Regions from separate parts of the Homo sapiens genome. Here region 1 is linked to region 2. A link is a loop called in an ENCODE intact Hi-C map of the cell type or tissue named here. Cell type or tissue: heart left ventricle. All regions are shown on one strand. Each heading gives the region's core, and the rest is flanking DNA. Links, peaks and the distances in the headings are about the cores only. Region 1 overlaps LINC01630 (long intergenic non-protein coding RNA 1630). Region 2 holds the start of LINC01630 (long intergenic non-protein coding RNA 1630).

Region 1 (9,930 bases), core at 1,331-9,330, 52 kb before region 2:
ACTTAGGTTAAATTCCAGGCTTAATTTTCCTGAAATACATATATGAATTTTTCTCTATAGATAAGTCTGTTCTTCCTTACTTTGCTTACCAGTTAAAAACTGTTAAGAATACAAGAGTCTATACATGTGATAAAATTGCTTGGAACTATACACGCATACACAAATAAGTGAATATAAAAACTGCTGAGTCATGGATAAGATCCGTAGCATGTAAAAATGTCGATTTTCTGATTTTAACATTGTATTGTAGTTACAGAGGATGTTACCATTGAAGAAATCTAGATGAAAGGGGATTTCTGTACCCTTTTTGCAAATCTCTGCAAGTCTATCAGAATTTAAATTTTTTAAAATTAAATATTGTTGAGTAAGCCAGAAAGAACCTAAGACCACACTGGCTTTCTTGCTTTTCCTAGTATACCATTAACTCACTATGAACTAAAATTTTGTTGAAGTTGTTATTTATATGAATTTCTGGTATTCCAGGACTTCCCATCTGTTCTTGTATACTTGAACTGTAAAAAAATACAAATATTTGATTTATCTCTTTTAAATTTGACTTGTTTTATTTTTAAACTCAGTGTTTTGGCCTGTCAAGATCTTCTTAAATCTTGATTATGTTATCCAGGGAATTAAATATCACACCTTGACCTTTCTGCTATCTGAAAATAGGCGAATTATACCTTTTATCTTCATCAAGGCCGAGGGAATCCAAGCTGACAAGGATCCATTAATCAGCACTCTTCATGTACATTTATAGTTTGCATTATTGAGTAAATTATAAAGACACTTTGATGTATATCATCATCCAACCCTCATTTCTCCATTTTACTCTCAAGGATATCATGGAAAATTTTACAAAACACGTGGATGATGTCCTCCGAAATGTTTTTGTGCATTTCCCTAATCTACAAATCTAAAAACCCCATTTAGATTTTTAAAATAATGAGCTCAGAAGCCACAAAAGAAAAGGACAATAAAGTTGACTACATTTTTTTAATAAATGTGACAAAACAAAAAGTCATAAGCAAAGTTGAGGACAAATCACAAACTGGAAAAATATTTGCAACATATGAGATCAAAAGACAATGTTATTTAATTTATAAATATTATTTATGTAATAAAAAGTTAAGCAACATAGAAATGAACAAAGGTTATGAAGAAGAGTTCAGGAAAATAAAAACATGAATGGTGGACAAATTTTTGAAGCAATGCTTAACCTTATTAATGAATAAATGCAAATCAAAACATAGAAATATGATTTTCCCTTATTAGATTTCCAAACACAAAACAAAAAATGTTAAAGCCTCATAGTGGCAACGCTGAGAAAAAACAAGCATTCTCTTCTGCTGCTGGCAAGATGTGTGTACATACCCCTAGGGTCTCTTTTTATGTTGTTCCAGTTTCCTTGTCTTACAACGATACCAGTCAGATTGAATTAGGGCCCACCCTAATGGCCTCATTTTAACTTCATCACATCTCTAAATGCCCTGTCTCCAAACATAGTCACATTGAGGTACTGGGAATTAGGGCTTATGATGGTTAATTTTATGTGTCAACTTGACTGGGTTAAGGGTTGCCCAAATAGCTGGGAAATCATTATTTCCAGGTGTGTCTATGAGGATGTTTTGAGTCAGTGGACTGAGCAAAGAAGATCACCTTCACCAATGTGGGTGGGCATCATCCAAGCCACTGAAGGCCTGAATAGAGCAAAAAGACAGAGAAAGGGCAAATTCACTCTCTCTTCTTTTTGAGCTGGGACACCCATCTTCTCCTGCCCTTGGACATTGGAGCTCCTGATTCTTGGGCCTTTGGACCCCAGAGCTTACACCAGTGTCCCCCTCCACCCCCAGGTCTCAGGTCTTTGGCCTTAGACTAGAAGTTACATTGTTGGCTTCCCTGGATCTCAGGACATGAGACTCAGACTCAGTGACACCACTGGCTTTCCTGGTTCTCCTGCTTACAGATGGTAGATTGTGGGATTTCTTGGCTTCCATAGTCATGTAAGCCAATTCCTATACTAAATCTCTTTTTTTATAAATATTTTTATGTATACACACATATGTAAGATATATATGAAATCCATATTATATATACACACATTTATATAATTTATATATATCTATATTCTATATATACCACGTGTGTGTATATACACACATATATACATATAAATGTGTGTATATTTAAGTATCACATATATCACCAATTGTGTGTGTATGATATATTATATATAATATATACACACCATATAATATGTAATATATTATGTATACATATACAAGCATATATACATATATTAAACTATATATTACATATAAACATATATATTAGGTATTATGTATATATATAATATGTATATATAAACATACTGGATATGTTTATGTATATATTATATATAATATATACATATATACATATATATGTATATGTATTATATATTATATATGTATTATATATGTATATATACATATATGTATGTATACATATAATATATGTATGTATACATATATACATACATATATATGTATATATTATATAATACATGTATATATTATATATAATACATGTGCATATTATATATAATACATGTACATATATAATACACGTTCATATTCTATATAATACATGTTCATATTATATATAATGCACGTACATATATAATACATTATATATAATATGTACATGTATTATATATAATATGTACATGTATTATATATATACATGTATTATATATAAAATATGTACATGTATTATATATACATGTATTATATATAATATGTACATGTATTATATATAATATATACATATATACATATATAATATATATACATATATAATATGTATGTATATATGTATATATAATATACATATATAATATATACAATGTATACATATACACATATACATATATGTATATATTATATACACATATTTACATATACATATATACATATATGTATATATTATATATACATATTTACATATACATATATAATATACTTACATAATATAGACATATGTATATATTGTATACAGGTATATATTATATATATTACATGTATTACATATAATATACATGTATATAATATATACATATATGTACATATATAGGTATATATTATATATAATATATATGTACATATATGTATATACTGTATATATTATATATACATATGTGTATATACTGTATATATTATATATACATATATGTGTATATATACAATATACACATATATGTATGTATTATATATACATATATACAATATATACATATATAATATGTACATGTATGTATATATTGTATATGTGTTATATGTATATATTATACATGTATGTGTGTATATATTTTATATATGTATATCATATATGTATATCATACACACACACAATTGGTTCTGTTTCTTTGGAGAATCCTGACTAATAAAGGGCTTTAACATACAAATTTGGGGGGACATACACCCATAAGACCATCAGTACCAGAGATGTTCACAGGAGGCAGGGTCATTGGAAGGACACCCCCAGGAAAGGCCTCAGAAGCAGGAGAGAATGGCCATGCAGGACAGCGGGTGGTGTTACATACATGGAAGGGAAGGGTGGTCATGGCAGCCAAGGGAAGAAACATGACCAGAGCCCCAGAGCAAAAGGTTGCAAGATGAGCTTGTGGGCTAACAAGAAAGTAGAGTTTCTGAAACCAAAGAGTAACCTGAAGGAATGGGAGGGAAGCAGATTCCAAAATTTTGGGAGACCTGGCTGAAGGGTTTAGCTTTGAAGTGACAGCCCAATAGGGAAGTGGTCAAGAATTCTGGGAAGGAGAAAGCATGAATGAAATTGCTCATTTGGGAAGATTTCTCTAGAACTGGTACTGGGTGGTGGTCAGCAGTTCACACAGAGGAGACATGAAAGAGAGTGAGACAGAAGCGTCTTTACTGACAACGAATCAGGACACACAGAAACAAGATACTTGCTCAGGAGGAAATAAGCAAACAAGGAGCATTAGAGGAGCAAAGTCACTCACTCCCATCACTCCAGGCTTCCCCAAGACCGTCGCAGCATTTTCCTGAGTCTCTTGCAGGTGTGAATTCAATTTTAATAAATATTGGTTTCTCCAGAGTTTTGAGATCATTGATAATGGCAAAAATGTTGCCTGGGAAGTTTAAATTCTACGTAACATCATTATTATTGCCATGGCTTTTGTTAAAAAAAAAATCATCCAAATCATGAGAGAGAAACAAAAGGTTGATATCTGCCCCTCCAAAACACAGAGAAACATACAAATTATATTTCCCTGTTTCCAACCCCTAGCCCCGACTCCCCAGCACCACCATTGCAACTTCCTGTTCATGAGCAATTTCTGTTTAAATTGAGATCCCATTGGGCAAAAAGCCTGATTCTAATTCTGCTCTCTGACAATGCCCAATGCTATTGATGATGCAGAATTGATGTTGAAATAGTAGTGATAATAGTAATTATTCCTGCATGCCATACTCAGTACTGATCACACCACCATCCACAATGAAATAAAAACAGGCACATGCATCCAGGACATCCCCATCTCCCCAGACAGCTCCAAGGAGGCTGCCAGATGATAGAGAAAAGCTGTGCCCTTCCTCTCCAGGACAACTGCTGCCTTCCAAGTGGTAGAAATTAATTCAATAGCTCCCAGGACGGCTTCGACAGGTGATTCTTCTAAGAATGGACCATTGTCAGAGGTGCATGGAGTGGCCTCGCTTTTGCATTTTGAAAGAAAGCATGTACTCAGAACAGCAGAGGTGTCAGTAATGTGAAACTGAATTGCCTGAATTGTCTGGGAGTGCCAAGAACCACAGCAAGGTCAGAGCTAGGTCAGCACTAGCATCCAGCTTCCTGCGCGGGGAGTCTCTGCACGCATCTCTTTGGTACAAGTCTGCGGCAGTAGCCCTGCTGAGGATACTCTTCATCCTGGTGCCATAGTGCTCCCAAAGCCTTCCAGGAAAGCAAGATGGCAGGGTAGTCCAAAAGGCAGGCTCTGCAGCGAGATGGTCTGAGTTCACGTCCTTGCTCTTGGTGTGTGGCCTTGAGAGTGGGACTTTACATTTATCTCAGTGATTTGAAATCCTGAATCTGCCCTTCAACGTAGGGTTGGCAGCCTTGTGAAGCTGGGCAGATCAACTGACTTTATCTACAAGTTGATGATGATGCCTACATCACAAGGTTGTCGTAGGTTCTAAGTGAGATAATGCACACAGCACACTCCTCCACCCCCGACGTGATAAATCCTCAATAGGCAATAGAAAGTTTACCTCTGTTATGCCTCTTATCACATCGTATTTTAGTTATCTGGCATGTTTCTATTCTTCCCATGAGTGTTTCTTTAAACAAAAATGTGGGTGCCTCCAGTTTCCAGGGCTACATTTTATTAATAGGTGCATCCCAGCACCTAGCACAGTAGAAGCCTCTCAGTTGGCAATAAACACATATTTGGGGAAATAATGAGCAGTCAAATCATTGAGGCTGATCAGACTAGAAAGGGAAAACAGGAAATAATCATTTATCTCACAAATATAAAGGAAGGGCTTTTATTTGGAGGGGAAGTCAGCTAACTATGGGATGTCCAAAGGAAAACCAGGATTAGAGATGCAGAGTGGCAAGGAAATTAAGATCTGTATAAGGAATAACTTTCTTAGGATTAGACAGGTGGAGAGGGAGGAGCGGCTGCCTTCAAATGTGGCCACTGTGGAGGGATGGGACTCTGCCCGGATGCCCTCCCATCAGGATGGGAGTGCTGCTGCCTGAGCATGGAACGGTGAAGCCAACGCCACCGGATAGTGGGGGATAACGAGCCTGTAAGGGAGCAGTAGCAGCAGGCAGATAATTTTGTATTCACTACTACAGCGCAGTGTTCCAGGAGTGTGCCAGAAGAGATCGTGGGTTCTACCTTTCCCCTCTCAGACTCCAAACTCCACACACACACACACACACACACACATACACACACACACAAAGAAGAGAAGAGAAGCTCTGGGAAAAATTTTCTTCCTATTTCACAGCAAAGATTTATTTTTAATGCCCCCATGTGGGAAATGAGCACTGAGCCGGGACGGGCTACCCAGGGGAGAACACAAATGCGCCAAGGCATTAGAAAGACTCTCCAAGGAGACAGATCCTTGGGAAAGCATTGCCCTCGGTGTGTTGCCAAAGCCAGTCTCCCTGTCTGCCAAGACAGTGCAACTCCCACGGGCTGGAGCTGCCCCAGGAGCCAGAGAAAGCCAGCCATGAAGGACGTCTGCCCAGACAGATAAGTGACAGTCAAGGAATTCTGGCCACCCTCATTCTCACATGAGCCTCGCAGGCTCCAGGGCTGTGTTCAGGGTGACCAGGATCCAGGGCTGTGCCCAGGGTGACCAGGCTGCAGGGCTGTGCTCTGGGGCCAAGCAACCTCGCACTGACTCACCACAGCTGGAGCTTTAACCGGCTCTTTGCACCCCCCTGTTTTTACTCACAGGCTCTGAACTCACCGACCTCAAGAGCAGGTAGTTTTCTAGGCTGCCAGTGGATGCTAATTATAGCCAGGCCAAGCAGAGCGGCTGCTGGGTCACACCTGTGCTGTTACTGCAGTTTCCCATGACTAGAGATTCTTAGCTGTTAGTTAAGGACAAAGTTGCCCAGGGTCAGCAGCTGAGAGCACAGGTGCCTGGGGCCACCACTGACACAGCCGCTCACCCTTCTCTCTGCCACTGCTGGCCTTGGTCTCCTCTTTGTTTTTCTTGCCTTCTCTCTTCTTTCTTTCCCTGCCCCACACCCTCTTTCCTTCTCCTTTTGCTCTCTTCCCTCCTTTAGCCATTCCCATCTGCCTTGAGACAGCAGATTTCCTGGTAATATTTTGACTAGGAGGTGGCTCACTTCCACTTGCAAGATCACATTTTTATTTAAAAAATTCATTATGCACCTGGCATGTGCCAGGCACTGTGCATTTCTATGCTGTGTGTTCGGTTGTGTGTGGAGGTGTGGGTGTGGGTGTGGGTTTCCCAAAATTCTGCCAGAGGAGTATGTTCCATAGATTTTGCTTTCCTCAAGTACTTTTTACTCTCATGCCTAGAATCACTCAACATGAACATTATTCACATTCTTTATCTTTCCAGAATAGCCTCCCAAAACACAGCACTGCACCTGCAGCCTGGACCCCTCCCCTCCTCAAGAACTGTGCTCCTGCAGTGATAGCTTCTCCCTCCTGAATCATCATCTATCTCTGGTCTTGATTCTTCCTGTCAACCTATGCGCATGCTTTAGGGTGACAAGTTGACAAGGGGTGAACATGTGGACTTAATTTTAGGTGTCAAATTGATCACAGAAGAAGTGAAAACATGGGCAAAAAATACAAGAAGTCTGCCCTCCAAATTATTGAGTCATGTACAACTTCTGCCCCTTGACACAAAGTGTCATGCTTGCCTTTCTAGAATGCCCTTTGTCATAGAATAAAAAGAATTTGACAAGCTCAGTGACATTGAGATTCCTCCAGTGTTCCAAAACACATTAAATAGCGAACTATTCTTGACTGGGGATTTGACTAATGAAGAAGATACACTACTTATATTTACCACTAAATATAACATGAAAAAAACTAGCTCATGCTTCAATTTGGCTAATGGATGGCACTTTGAAAATTGTCCCCACTGATTTTTTTTTTATCATCTATATACAATTCATGCAAAAGATTCTAAAATTTATCCACTCAATTATGTTTTAATGGCTGGGAAAAGTGAAGCACTTACAAATGCTTATTTGCAGATCGGGTGGACTTTGCAGAAGAAAATAGATTTCAAGGGAATTTCAAGATGTTACCAATAAAGATGTTTTTTTCATTCAGCCCAATGCATCTGACAGAAAATTTAGATGAGTGGCTTGGCCATGACATACAGCAACAACAGAAACTTCAGTTTAAAAATTTGCCATTTGCCTGCATTGGCATTTCTTCCAGCTGATGACATTACAAAAACTTTTAATGAATTAAAGCTGCATTTGCCTGGAGAAGCCAGCAAAGTTAATGAATGGTTGAAAAATAATTAAGTGCATGGTAAGATAAGAAGGCACTTACATAATGGCGTTCCCTTCAAACACCAGTATTGTTTCTGCCAAATGTGTGGTATGTATATGAGTGCGTGAGGAATGGATTTCCACACACCCAAAACAACATCGAGGCATGGCACAGAAGATGGGAAATTTTAATATGGAATGTTCATGTTGTTGTATGTCAAATCACAAGAGAATTTCAAAAAGAACAACATCGTGTAGAAAATGAATGTGAACATATTCTCCAATGAGAGCCATGGTCTAAAAGGAAAAAAGCATCTATTCATTATGATGCAAGACTTCAAAATATAGTTAACGATCATGAAAATTGGCCAGCTCTTATGATGGACTATCTTGATGAAATTACCCATAATCTATTCCTGTAATACACTTTTTCATATATTGATTTTTTTTCCATTTGGGTTTTTTTCTTTTTTTCTTTTTTAGTTTTGGTTTTGTTTGTTTGTTTTTGAGATAGAGTTTCACTCTCATTGCCCAGGCTGGAGTGCAATGGTGCAATATTGGCTTACCACCACCTCTGCCTCCTGGGTTCAAACGATTCTACTGCCTCAGCCTCCTGAGTAGCTGGGATTACAGGCATGCGCCACCATGCCCAACTAATTTTGTAATTTTTTTAGTAGAGCTGGGGTTTCAGCATGTTGGCTAGGCTCTTTTAAATTGACAGCATTATGTTTTACCATTCGCTATCCTATCTTTGCATCATTTCCAACTCTGGAGGTATAGGTTGTGTAGAGGCTTTTAGAGAGTTCGAATTCATTTAATGCATTTTTTACAAATTTGACTCCATGAAATTATCACATTATCACACTGTTGACTTTGTGTGTAAGCATTGTGCACTACGCATAATTTAAAACACTGAAACTTTCTCAATAAATTAAGAGATGTCCTTTTTGTACATCTGCATTTGTGAAAGATAAAATTTCACAAGATTTCAGCTCTTTAGGTGACTGCATGTTCTGTGGTAACCCATCAAGGTTTTTGACCGATCTTGTCAAAAAATTTAGGTTGTTTGTCATGGTATTTCAGATGACCACAGTTATAAATCTGGGTACACACAATTCCAACCATAGTCATATGCATGTCTACATTTCCCTTTTGACCTATTTCTTTTTTAATATAGTTCATCTACTTATAACTATTATGCCCATGCAACTGCCATTAACACACTTGAGTGTTTATGCTTGCAAAAATATGTATAGTGTCACCTCATTAATTGTGTAAAGTGGGCTGTGAAATATCCTGTCATGTTTTTATGTTTCTTAAATAAACCCCCTTTTCTAAATGTAAATAAATCTCTTAAAGATTTTTTTTCCAGAATTAAATTTTAAGGATTTTTATCTTTTCGGATTTCAACATCCAGAATTATGGTGTTCTGAATTAGAATCAGCTTCCTTTGTCAGGTAGTTTCATACTTAATATTGGCCATCTGTGTTTAGTGTATATCATCACATAGTTAGAAGATGAATGGAGCTGATGGTTGAGATGGCTGAGCAAAACTTCAGTTGTCTTTTATTTCATATGCATGGGATTTGTGCCTGTAAATCAAAACTTTCTGCCTTCTTCTTCCACTTAGCAGTGTGTGCTGGCCTGCAAAACATAGATTTATATTTGAAGTTCTTACAACGTGTCCAAATAATCATATGCCATTAGTTTTTTTATTAGCTCACAAAAATAACAAATATTTATAAAGAATTATTTATGTGGTAGACTGATTAAAGAGACCAATACATTCTAAGATTAAAATTTTAGAACAAATAAGACTTAGAGCAATTATTTCCCCAGAAAGGGACACAAGCCAAAATTATGAGAAAAAAAAAAAAAGGCAGGTAAAGTGTAAAACCATTCATTAATGACGCATTCTCT
Region 2 (9,930 bases), core at 1,111-9,110:
TTTTTGCAGGTCCATTTATGGAATTGAAGGAGAAATAAATGTGAGTTGACTGGCTTTTAACAACTATTAAACAATCAAGACCGAAGCATTTGGGTACACTCTGCTTTGCCTCCCCAGGCACCTTCTAATGCTGCCTAGCTTTCCTAAGCAAGAAACCTTGACATTATTTAATTTCATTGTTGGTGTTGCTTCCATAGTTCCATCAACATTATCATTCACATGGGAAAGAGAAATGGAAACGGTTAGATCAAATTCAGTTTTGTTATATGTATGCTTGGAGTCATAAACAACTAGGAAAGAATAATTTATCAGACACTTCAGCTGTTTTGACACAATACCAAGTGAAATGAATACTTGAAACAATTTGATTAGTGTAGAAATTCAGTCTGGATAATACTTGCATCAGGAAGTGTTTTTAAACTGAATATGTTCTGGTCTACTTGTTTCAAATCAACTAGACACTTTGCCAAATCTCTTCTTCACTTTGTGTTTTATGAACACACTGTTATTTAACATCACCTCTCCAGTTAGGTTCTACCCAAACTGGAAATGAGGTAAAAAGATAACAGCTGACATTTGCCAACAGTTATCAGTTTCGATTTGCAAGAAAAATCCTATGAACCATACTTTGTCATTTTGCCAAAACAACTGAATTTTAAGGAATTGTGTTTTTAAAGGTGATCTGTATAATGTATGTAATAAAATCAAAATTTTAATTTTATACATTTAATTTATAACTTAAAACATTTTTCTATATCTGAATGTACAAACTGGGGCAGGGGGAGTCCTTTATCAGACCTGTGCCTGCGTTTTTGATTGGGAAAATAGTTAATTCTCAATCATGATTATGTAGACAGTTCAGGAACTGCAGCATAAGAAATGTCAGTGCCTTGGATTATGGCAGTGGACAGAAGCCAAGGGTATTGCCAAACATCCCACAATGTACGAGACAACCCCCAACAACCAAGAATCATTAGGCTCAAAATGTCAATAGTGCCAAAGGCAAGAAACTCTGGATTATGGCAAAGAAAACCAAAAGGTTAGATTTTCTTCAGGAACAACTGTTAAGTTATGATTAGAAGGTAGAGAGAAAGATAAGCACTGAGCTGGGAGTTAAGAGGTATTTCTAGTCCTTTTTCTGTCAACACGCCAAACAAAAATTTAATGACTTAAAACTGAAAAATGATTAATTTAAGCAAGTTAAATATTTATAGGAGCCTCGGTTTTCTCCTACGTGAAATAAGGACCCCAAGCTTTACATTTTGTAAAAGCCTTTCAATTATGCCTTTCCATTAGGCCAGAACTTGATTTACTGAAGTATTTTACCATTTATAAAATTATTTTACATCCAGCATTTTATTTATTTAAATAAATAACATAAATATTAACACTTTGTGATCAATAACATTTGCATAATAAATTTAAATTGGGTTATCTAAAGGAAAATACAATCCTATCTGTGCTTGGGACCCTCCAAGAGACGAGTTGCCTCAACCCAACCTGCCCCCCAGACACCCCAGCCCACCAAGAGTTGGAGGCTACTTCCCTTCCCCTTCAATCTCAGTTGGTCTTGTGACTTGTTTTGGCCAATTAAATGAGTGCCAGTGCTGTGCCAGTCCCAGGTCCAGGCCTAAATAGGCCTGGCGGCTTCCACTTTTACATTCTCAGAGCCAGCTGTGATGCCATAAGAAATCCAGACTAGACTACTGAACTATCAGAGGGCCGTCTGAGAAAAGTCCCGGACAATGAGAGGCCACTTTGGATATGCCACCCCAGCTGAGCTCCCAACTGAGTGCAGCTGCAGTAGTGACCCAGTCAACATCATGCAAAGCAGAAGAACCACCAAGATACGCCCCACTCCTGGGCCCACAGAATGTCGCAATCATACATCGTTGTTTTAAGCCATTACGTTGGAATTTTGTGTTTCACATCAATAGATAACTGAAACAGAGCTTTGCTGGCAACTCAAAGAAATCCTCTTCAGCGTCATCTACACGTGACTTTATCTTCTCTGTCAGGGACAAAAGGCAGAGGCATGACTGTTCCCAGAATGTTCAGTGGCCTATCACTGCCTTTTATTTTTCCTAACCAGAAAGAATTTCTATTGCAACCAAGTTTCTTACTACCCCCTCCAACTAATCTGCTTAGCTTTGCTGAGAAAGTTAGTGTGATATTACTAGAGAACTCAGGGAATGATACGATGCTGGAACAGATCCCTGCTTTCCCAATTATAACACAAGCTGTACAGAGTTTTAGCTGCTGCTTCTAATGTGTGCAAAATTCAGTCACCTCGCTTCGATGTACTCAGTATAATCAACACAAAATGGCTGAGCCAAGCCTGGAAATTCTTATTTTTTTCCACATAAAATACAGGTGGCTAATTGTTCCAACACTCAAATCTCCAGACTATTTTTGACTTGGCTAATGCTGAAAAAGATCAAATGTGGGAAAAAAAGTGCAATAAGTTGCCAGATGCATTTTTGTCTTGATTCAGGTGTTTCTATGTAAAAGTATAAAACCCTGAGGATAGCTGGGCAGTGGGAGACCTTGAAGATGACTCCCAGGCCATACTTGCAGGCACCATGGTCTGCCTTTGATTTCCTGCTTCTCAGAGGAAAGCTTACAAGCCAGAGCACTGACCCAGTACCCTGAGCACAGAGAGGACAGGAGGAGCCTCACCCCTGCTAGGCTTTGCGCACTCCATCTCATTATTTCCTACCGGAAAGTTTTGGCAGGAGAATGCAAAAGTTGGAATTTTGGGAAAGGGAGTCTTTGGTCCAATCAAAAGTCTCAGAGTTAAATTAAAAAGCCGTGAGACTTCTTCTAGAGTCCATAAAGCCCCATCCTCAAGCATATAGAAAATCTAAATATAATCTTTGAACCAGCCCAGTGCTATCAGGTCCCACATCCCACCTCCCTATCCTTGCATCCTCTAAACATTTTCTCTCTCTGAACATTTTAATTACATTCAAACACAGTAAGATACACCTTCCGTTTTTATTGTAAAAACATCCCTTTGAATGTTGCCAACTGGCTTTCTAAAAATGTTATTTCAATTTGCACTGCTACCAGTTTTGCCAAAGCATGACAAAGACAGAAAATAATTATTTTAACAATTAAGGGTGGCTTAACAGATGAGAAATGATATTTGATTTTTTAATTAACCTTTTTTATATAGGAATATATACAGTGTTTGCTCATAGGAGTCATCTCAAAATCAAATTATTACCTAGACTATGAATATAGTCAGTAATTAAAACCAAAAGAAATCAAGATCTCAAAAATTTCCATAGCTTTTCATTTAATAATTCTTATACCTCATACAACTGGAAATTCATGCACATAAAATAACTAAAAGAAAAAAGTTATAAGGTCAAAGACAGCTGATTTATCCAGTGTAAAGTGATTTAGTAATGCAGTCAAAATTTGAAAATGCCATTCTTCCCTAAATTCTTTGACATGTGACAAGAATTTTAAATGGATTATTTTAGCTAGTAGGCAACTGCAAAAATACCAGGCAGAGATAAGGAAGCTGTGTGAGTATTTTTGGAATTCAAAATTGTGAGAGCAGATGAGATTACGCAAAAGATTACACAGATGGAAACTGGCCCAGGATTAAGCCAGCACTGACAATAACACAATGTGGACTGTCTTCTAAAAGAAGCTAAAAGAATAGAGAGGCCTAGAAACAGAGCTAGGAGAGAGTAGGGTCTTCCAAGTCTGAGAGAAAAGGATTTGGGAAAAGGTTGGGGGTAGGGGAAAATTGTCCAGCCTTAACAAGCAGAAAAGTGAAGGTATTTTCAGAAGAAAAGGATGTTTTTGAACTTGAATCTGAAGGGACTATGGATGATCTTCGACTTACAATGGGCTTACCTCCCAGGAAGCCCATCAATAGTGGAAAATATCAAGTTGGAAATGCATTTAATATATTTAACTTACTGAACATCACAGGTTAGCCTAGCCTATCTTAAAGATGCTCTGAACATTTATATTTGCCTACAGTTGGGCAAAATCACCTAACACAAAGCCTATTTCATAAAGTTGAATGTCTCATGTAATTCATTGAATGCAGTATACTGTAGAGTGCAGTATTAGTTGTTTACCCTGCTGATCGTGCAGCTGAATGGGAGCTGCGGCTCACTGCTGTTGCCTAGCATCATGAGAGAGCATCATTCTGCAAATCGCTGGCCCAGGAAAAGGTCAAAATTCAAAGTACAGTGTCTACTAAATACATATCACTTTAGCACTGTCATAAAGTCTAAAATTCATAAGTTAAACCACAGTAAGTTGGAGGCCCTCCAATCCTGCCCTCCAATAACTGTGTCACCTCTCACTTCTCACCATCAGCTGTAAGCTGATGGAGAATGCAGGACAATGCATTACTCCATCCTCAAATAATTAACAATGACTAGAAAACAAATCAAGGTCATTTCAAGGTCTTGGATCCAGAAAGAGACAGAGGACCGGGTCAGTGGACACCTTAGTGTTTGAGGAAGTTGTAAAGCAGGAATCAGGTGTGAATGCAGAGAGGAGGGAGGCAGAGGGCAAGAGTTAGCTGATCTCTAGACAGGGGACTCGAGGCCAGAATTCTGGTCCTGCCCTCCTGGTTCCTGCCCTAGCCATGTTGGGCAAGTCACAGACCTTCTGGAGGACCAGAAAGGAAACAATCTCTAATGTCATTCCTAGTTCCAAAGATCTATGTCCTAAGGACAGAAGATTTGTGGTGGGAGGAGAGCTGGGGTGGGGGGAAGCTGTGCAAAGAAATATATAAGCTTGTGAATTAACCCCCTTCCTTTTTTAAAATAAAAGACAATATATAATAATTTAGAAATTTTAATTTTGTTAGAAAGCAATAAGAAATGGTAGGGGACAAGAAAACAAACAATGAAGAAAAGAAAAAGAAAAGAAATGGTAGGGGACAGAAAAGATATTTGTATTCATGGGCCATGCCTCCAGAGTTCAAACTCTGGTCATCCTGATATGGAGTCTAGTTTTAATATAAGGAACCAGGATAGTGCTTGAAAAGGAAATATCACTATTACCTGATTTTTCAAAAGATACTCAAGTCTAAGTTTTGGCAAAAGGTAGTTGTTAGTTTATATAGTTTAAAACATTAGTAATAGCACATTTTCTTGTCTATATCTTTCTGAGACAGGTTAATTTTCATTTCAGGGACATGTACTGATGTTGGGAGATGGTTCTCCATGGGCTTTTTGCATTCCTGCACATTCTTGCTGGATGTGCCAGAAATGCAAGGTTCTTTATTGGGGCCATTTTGCAGGGGTGCATTTGCAATGTGCACCTTGAGAGCTGAGGGAAAGGCTGGGCGCTGTGGCTCATGCCTGTAATCCCAACACTTGGGGAGGCCAAAGTAGGCAGATCACTTGAGGTCAGGAGTTCAAAACCAGCCTGGCCAACAGGGTGAAACTCCGTCTCTACCAAAAAATACAAAAAAAAATTAGCTGGGTGCGGTGGTGTGGCCACCTGTAATCCCAGCCACTCAGGAGGCTGAGGCACGAGAATCGCTTGAACCCAGGAGGCGGAGGTTGCAGTGAGCCGAGATCGCACCACTGCACTCCAGCCAGGGTGACAGAGTGAGACCGTGTCTCAAAAAAAAAAAAAAAAAAAAACAGAGCTGAGGGAAAAGAGCAAGTAAGCCACTGCCTGCTATAGAATGGCTGGTTCTCCACCCTCATTGTTTTTTATGACATGACCCACTGCATGTGTAGGTATCTATGCAGGACCTAATTCTTACCCTTGTGGGAACTGGGGTTCAGGGGGAAAAGCACAAATTCTGATACTCTGGCTACTGCTTTTGCTGTGAGTAATAAAGTCATCTCTGGGGAAAAAAAGAGAAGAATTTAAATTGCCACTCAAAATGCCCATGACAGTCACAATAGTTATAAATGTACTCCCTTCTTTCATGTCTGCACATCTGAGGTTCTACATACAAGGATGATGCTATTAAAGAGAGCTGAAATGTAACTGGTCCCCAAACAAGGTGTCAGTAATAAAGTTTTATTGGAACACAGCCATGCCCATTCATCATGCCCATTGTCTATGGCTGCTGTCCTGCTGAAAGGCGAAGCTGAAGCACTGGGATGGAAGCAGTATGACCACAAATCTGGAAATATTTACTACATGGCCCTTTTCACAACAGTTTACCAAGCCCTGCTCTAAAGCAATGGTTCTAGATCCTGATCACACACTGGAATCACTTGTGGAGTTTTAAAAAAAAATACTAATGCCGATATCCTACCCCCAGAGATTGTATTCAATTGGTCTAAAGAATACAATTGCATAATTGATAAATGAACTTCGGCATGTGGGTTTGTAAGAGTTGCTTCCATCCTGTGATTATAATGTGTGGCCGGAGTTGACAAGTTTTTGCCAAGGTTCCCTGAGCAAGACCCTACCAGAGCAGGGGCTACATCTTCAGAAGGCAACATACTCACAACTTATCTTAGTTCCCCTGCAGAAACTAATCAAAAGCTAATATTGGTATTCGAGTTTCTGTTTTCCCAGAGAAATTGTTTCACAAGTGTCCACCTAAAGAGTATTTCTCTGTCTTCTGAACAACCAAAGCCAGGCATTGACGGTTCTCTTTCTCAATGGCCCTGATGAAAGAATACATTTAATAAAGTCCTTCTAAAATTCAGTGTCAAGAGGAAAAAAATAACTCTTCAGGTAAATTTGTAAACAACCTTTTACCCAGCAACTAGAGCTACAAACACCTAAGTCCTTCATCCTTTACATTGGAACTATAATCTGTCCAGATGGCAGGTATATCTGTTTCTTTGATCCATTTATTATTTATTATTTGTCTTATTTTTAATTGCTCTGTTTTTCTCAATTATTAATTATGCAGATCCTTTTTAAAGGCAAATATTAGTAAATACAGATGTATATGCTTACTTCATAAAAACAATATAGTGTTTTTAAACATGTCTGCTGATGTTTTGACACTTTCACTGTCAAGAGTGGGATGTGTGTCCCTTCCCCTTGAATCTGTGCCAACTGTCATGACTGGTCAACCAATAGAGTACTGTATAGTGATGCTACATGGCTTCCAAGGGCCAACTGCAAAGGACAAAGCCATTTCCACCCAGCTCACTGGAAACACGCTGGAACCCTGAGCCCCTGTCTTAGTCTGCTCAGGCTGCTATAACAAAATACCATAAACAGCACGGCTTAGAAACAACAGAAACTTATTTCTCACAGCTCTAGAGGCTGGGGGGTCCAAGATGAAGGCACCAGCAGATTTGGTGTCTGGTTCATAGACGACATCCTCCCATTGTATCCTCACATGGTAGAAGGGACATGTGAGCTCTCTCTGGGACCTCTTCTAAAGGCACTTATCCCACTCAAGAGGGCTCCACCCTCATGACTTATCACCTCCTAAAGAGCCCACCTTTTAATAGCATCACCTTGGGAGTTAGGATTTTAACATGTGAATTTTGGAAGGACACAAATGTTCAGTCCTTACCAGCCACCATGTAAAGTCCTACCACCCTGAGGACACCATGCTGCAAGGAAACCCAAACCACCCCATGCAGAGAAATGACACAGGGTGGGCCTGAGATAACACAAAGATAAAAACTCCCTGCCAGTCCCCAGATAATCTAGGTTCCGGCTTTTCTAGCTCCAGCCCCATCTGACGACCACCACATTGGAGACCCTAAGCTAGAAGCACCCAGCCATATCCTCCCAAATTCCTGACCCACAGAGACCAGGAGAGATCATAAATGTATTGTTGTTGTTTGATGTCACTATATTTTGGGACAGTTTGTTAGGCTGCAATAAATAACAATACATATATCCATAATAATAGTAACATGCATAACAATCTCCAACAAAGAAGATTTCATGCCTCCGCTTCTCAGTCTCCCTGTAGCCTATCCTATTGTCAGAAAATATTAGTTAGTGACAAAGTTCATCCATTCCAGAAAGAATCAATAGTAGATACTAAAATCATTAGGTGAAAGGTTAATGGAAAACTCAATAGTATCACCCATAGCTTATTTTCTTATCACAAAAGGAGATGCCTTCCTTTACAATAGAGGGATCTGGCAGTCATCACCTTGAACAGAGTAACCAACACAGTATCACAAATAGTGGGACAGTCATCCAGACATTAAGTGCCTCCTGCTGTGATGCAATATGAAATACACAGCATAACCACCTCTGAGCTATTATCACCAAAAATGTAGTGGATAAATTACCCTTGGATCAAGTGACCATCCCTGTACTACAAGAGGTGGCTGAGGAAGAGAGTTGGCTTGAAATGTAACTTACATTGTATAGGAATTACTGGGAAGAGAGAAACAAGATAAACAGGACTGTGAGGAAACTATCAGACAGATCTAGGATGTAGGACAGTCTGCCAAATATCTGGCCTAATTTCTTCCTTTAAAATAAAGAGGAAGACACTTCTAGATTAGGAGAGACTTGAAGGACAAAATTTAACAATTCAATGCCGTGCCATCTTTATATCAAGGTGTGAAAAGAAGCATCTATAAAAGACATTTTGAGGAAAATTGGGACTATTTAAATGAGTCCCAATTTTTCTTCTTTTTATGCTTGTCACATAAAACACAATTGGCACTATTTTCTTAATAGTTAGGTTATTAATGACATTAAGAAAATACTGCCAATTGTGTTTTATGTGACAACGGTATTGTGGTCATGTAGGAACACACCTCTTTTAGAGATGCATACTGAAGTACTTAGGGGAAATATATTACAATATCTGTAGTTTACTTTAAAATAATCCAACAACAGAAAAGAAATACGGAGATAGAGCAAATAGGGAAAAATGTTAATAAGTGTTAAATCTAGGTGGTAGATTGATGGATACCTATTCTACTATTCTTTCTACTGGTCTCAATATTTGAAAATTTTCATGAAAAAAGTATTAAAAGCTTAAAAGTGTATTGAAAGCAATGTTTTTTATTGTTTTGTTTTGTTTTTTGGTTTTTTTTGAGATGGATTCTCGCCCTGTCGCCCAGGCTGGAGTGCAGTGGCGCCGAACTCGGCTCACTGCAAGCTCCGCCTCCCAGGTTCACCCCATTCTCTTGCCTCAGCCTCCGGAGTAGCGGGGACTACAGGCGCCCACCACCACGCCCAGCTAATTTTTTGTATTTTTAGTAGAGACGGGGTTTCACTTTGTTAGCCAGGATGGTCTCGATCTCCTGACCTCGTGATCCGCCCACCTGGGCCTCCCAAAGTGCTGGGATTACAGGCATGAGCCACCACTCCCAGCCAAAAGCAGTATTTTTTTAAAACACTCATCATCCAGCTATTCTAACTCAGGTGACTAATACTACAATTAAATATACATTCTTCAGGAACCCCCACACCAAAAACAAACTGTCAAACAAACAAAAAAAAAAACCCAGCTGATAACCATTCCCCCAGTGCCACCTATTTTATAGAGGATAATTTTGTTGAAAGGAGCAGAGACCCCACACACACGCATTCCCTCAAGCCTGGTAAAGATAAGTGGGGTTTATTACTAAGCTCAAATGATCTCATGAGGAGTCAAGAACAGGAGTAGAGGAGACCCAGAATTAAGGAACAAGAAGTTACCTCATGAGAGTTCGAATAGAGAGTGTTTCTAGAATCAGTGCAGTTGCAGGAACAGATATTCTTGCTTTCCCTCGGCCAGAAGAATCATTCTCTTTCTCTCCCAGACTCATCTTCTTTCTCTCCATCCTCAGTGTGTTGACTTCTCATTGCCATCACAGCTTCCCCGACCCTGACTCAGCTCGCAAGACGTTTCAGCTACAATACCCATATCCAATTGGCAGCTTTCTTTTGTGTTTCTTCATTTCTATTCACCCAAGCAAGACCCTGATTGGCTCAGCTTATCTCTGTGCTGGTACGGTAAGTCCAATCAGCTGCTATGGTTAAGTCCAATCAGCTGTGGCC

What was found. Hi-C counts contacts between places; a loop is a spot of excess contacts. Peaks named below come from ENCODE experiments on the same cell type or tissue, not always from the same donor. Only the 100,000 strongest peaks of a DNase experiment are listed, where the experiment ranks them.
Region 1: it touches region 2 in a loop (7-fold over the local background); 2 of 110 quality-filtered maps call a loop at or near these places.

The regions. Positions count from the first base shown.
Region 1 is chr18:51,444,050-51,453,979 of GRCh38, reverse strand. All of the region lies in intron 1 of LINC01630 (long intergenic non-protein coding RNA 1630), which reads right to left. Among named protein-coding and RNA genes, the nearest start is that of LINC01630, 57 kb to the right of the region's middle. RefSeq lists enhancers at 6,468-6,527, 6,658-6,707. In heart left ventricle, for the core only: no CTCF peak of the experiment used is centred there; a DNase peak (open chromatin) is centred at 6,279; H3K27ac peaks cover 285 bases.
Region 2 is chr18:51,391,916-51,401,845 of GRCh38, reverse strand. It overlaps LINC01630 (long intergenic non-protein coding RNA 1630), which reads right to left and starts at 9,804. Exons shown (of 3, transcript NR_040074.1): 1 at 9,589-9,804. In heart left ventricle, for the core only: no CTCF peak of the experiment used is centred there; no DNase peak of the experiment used is centred there.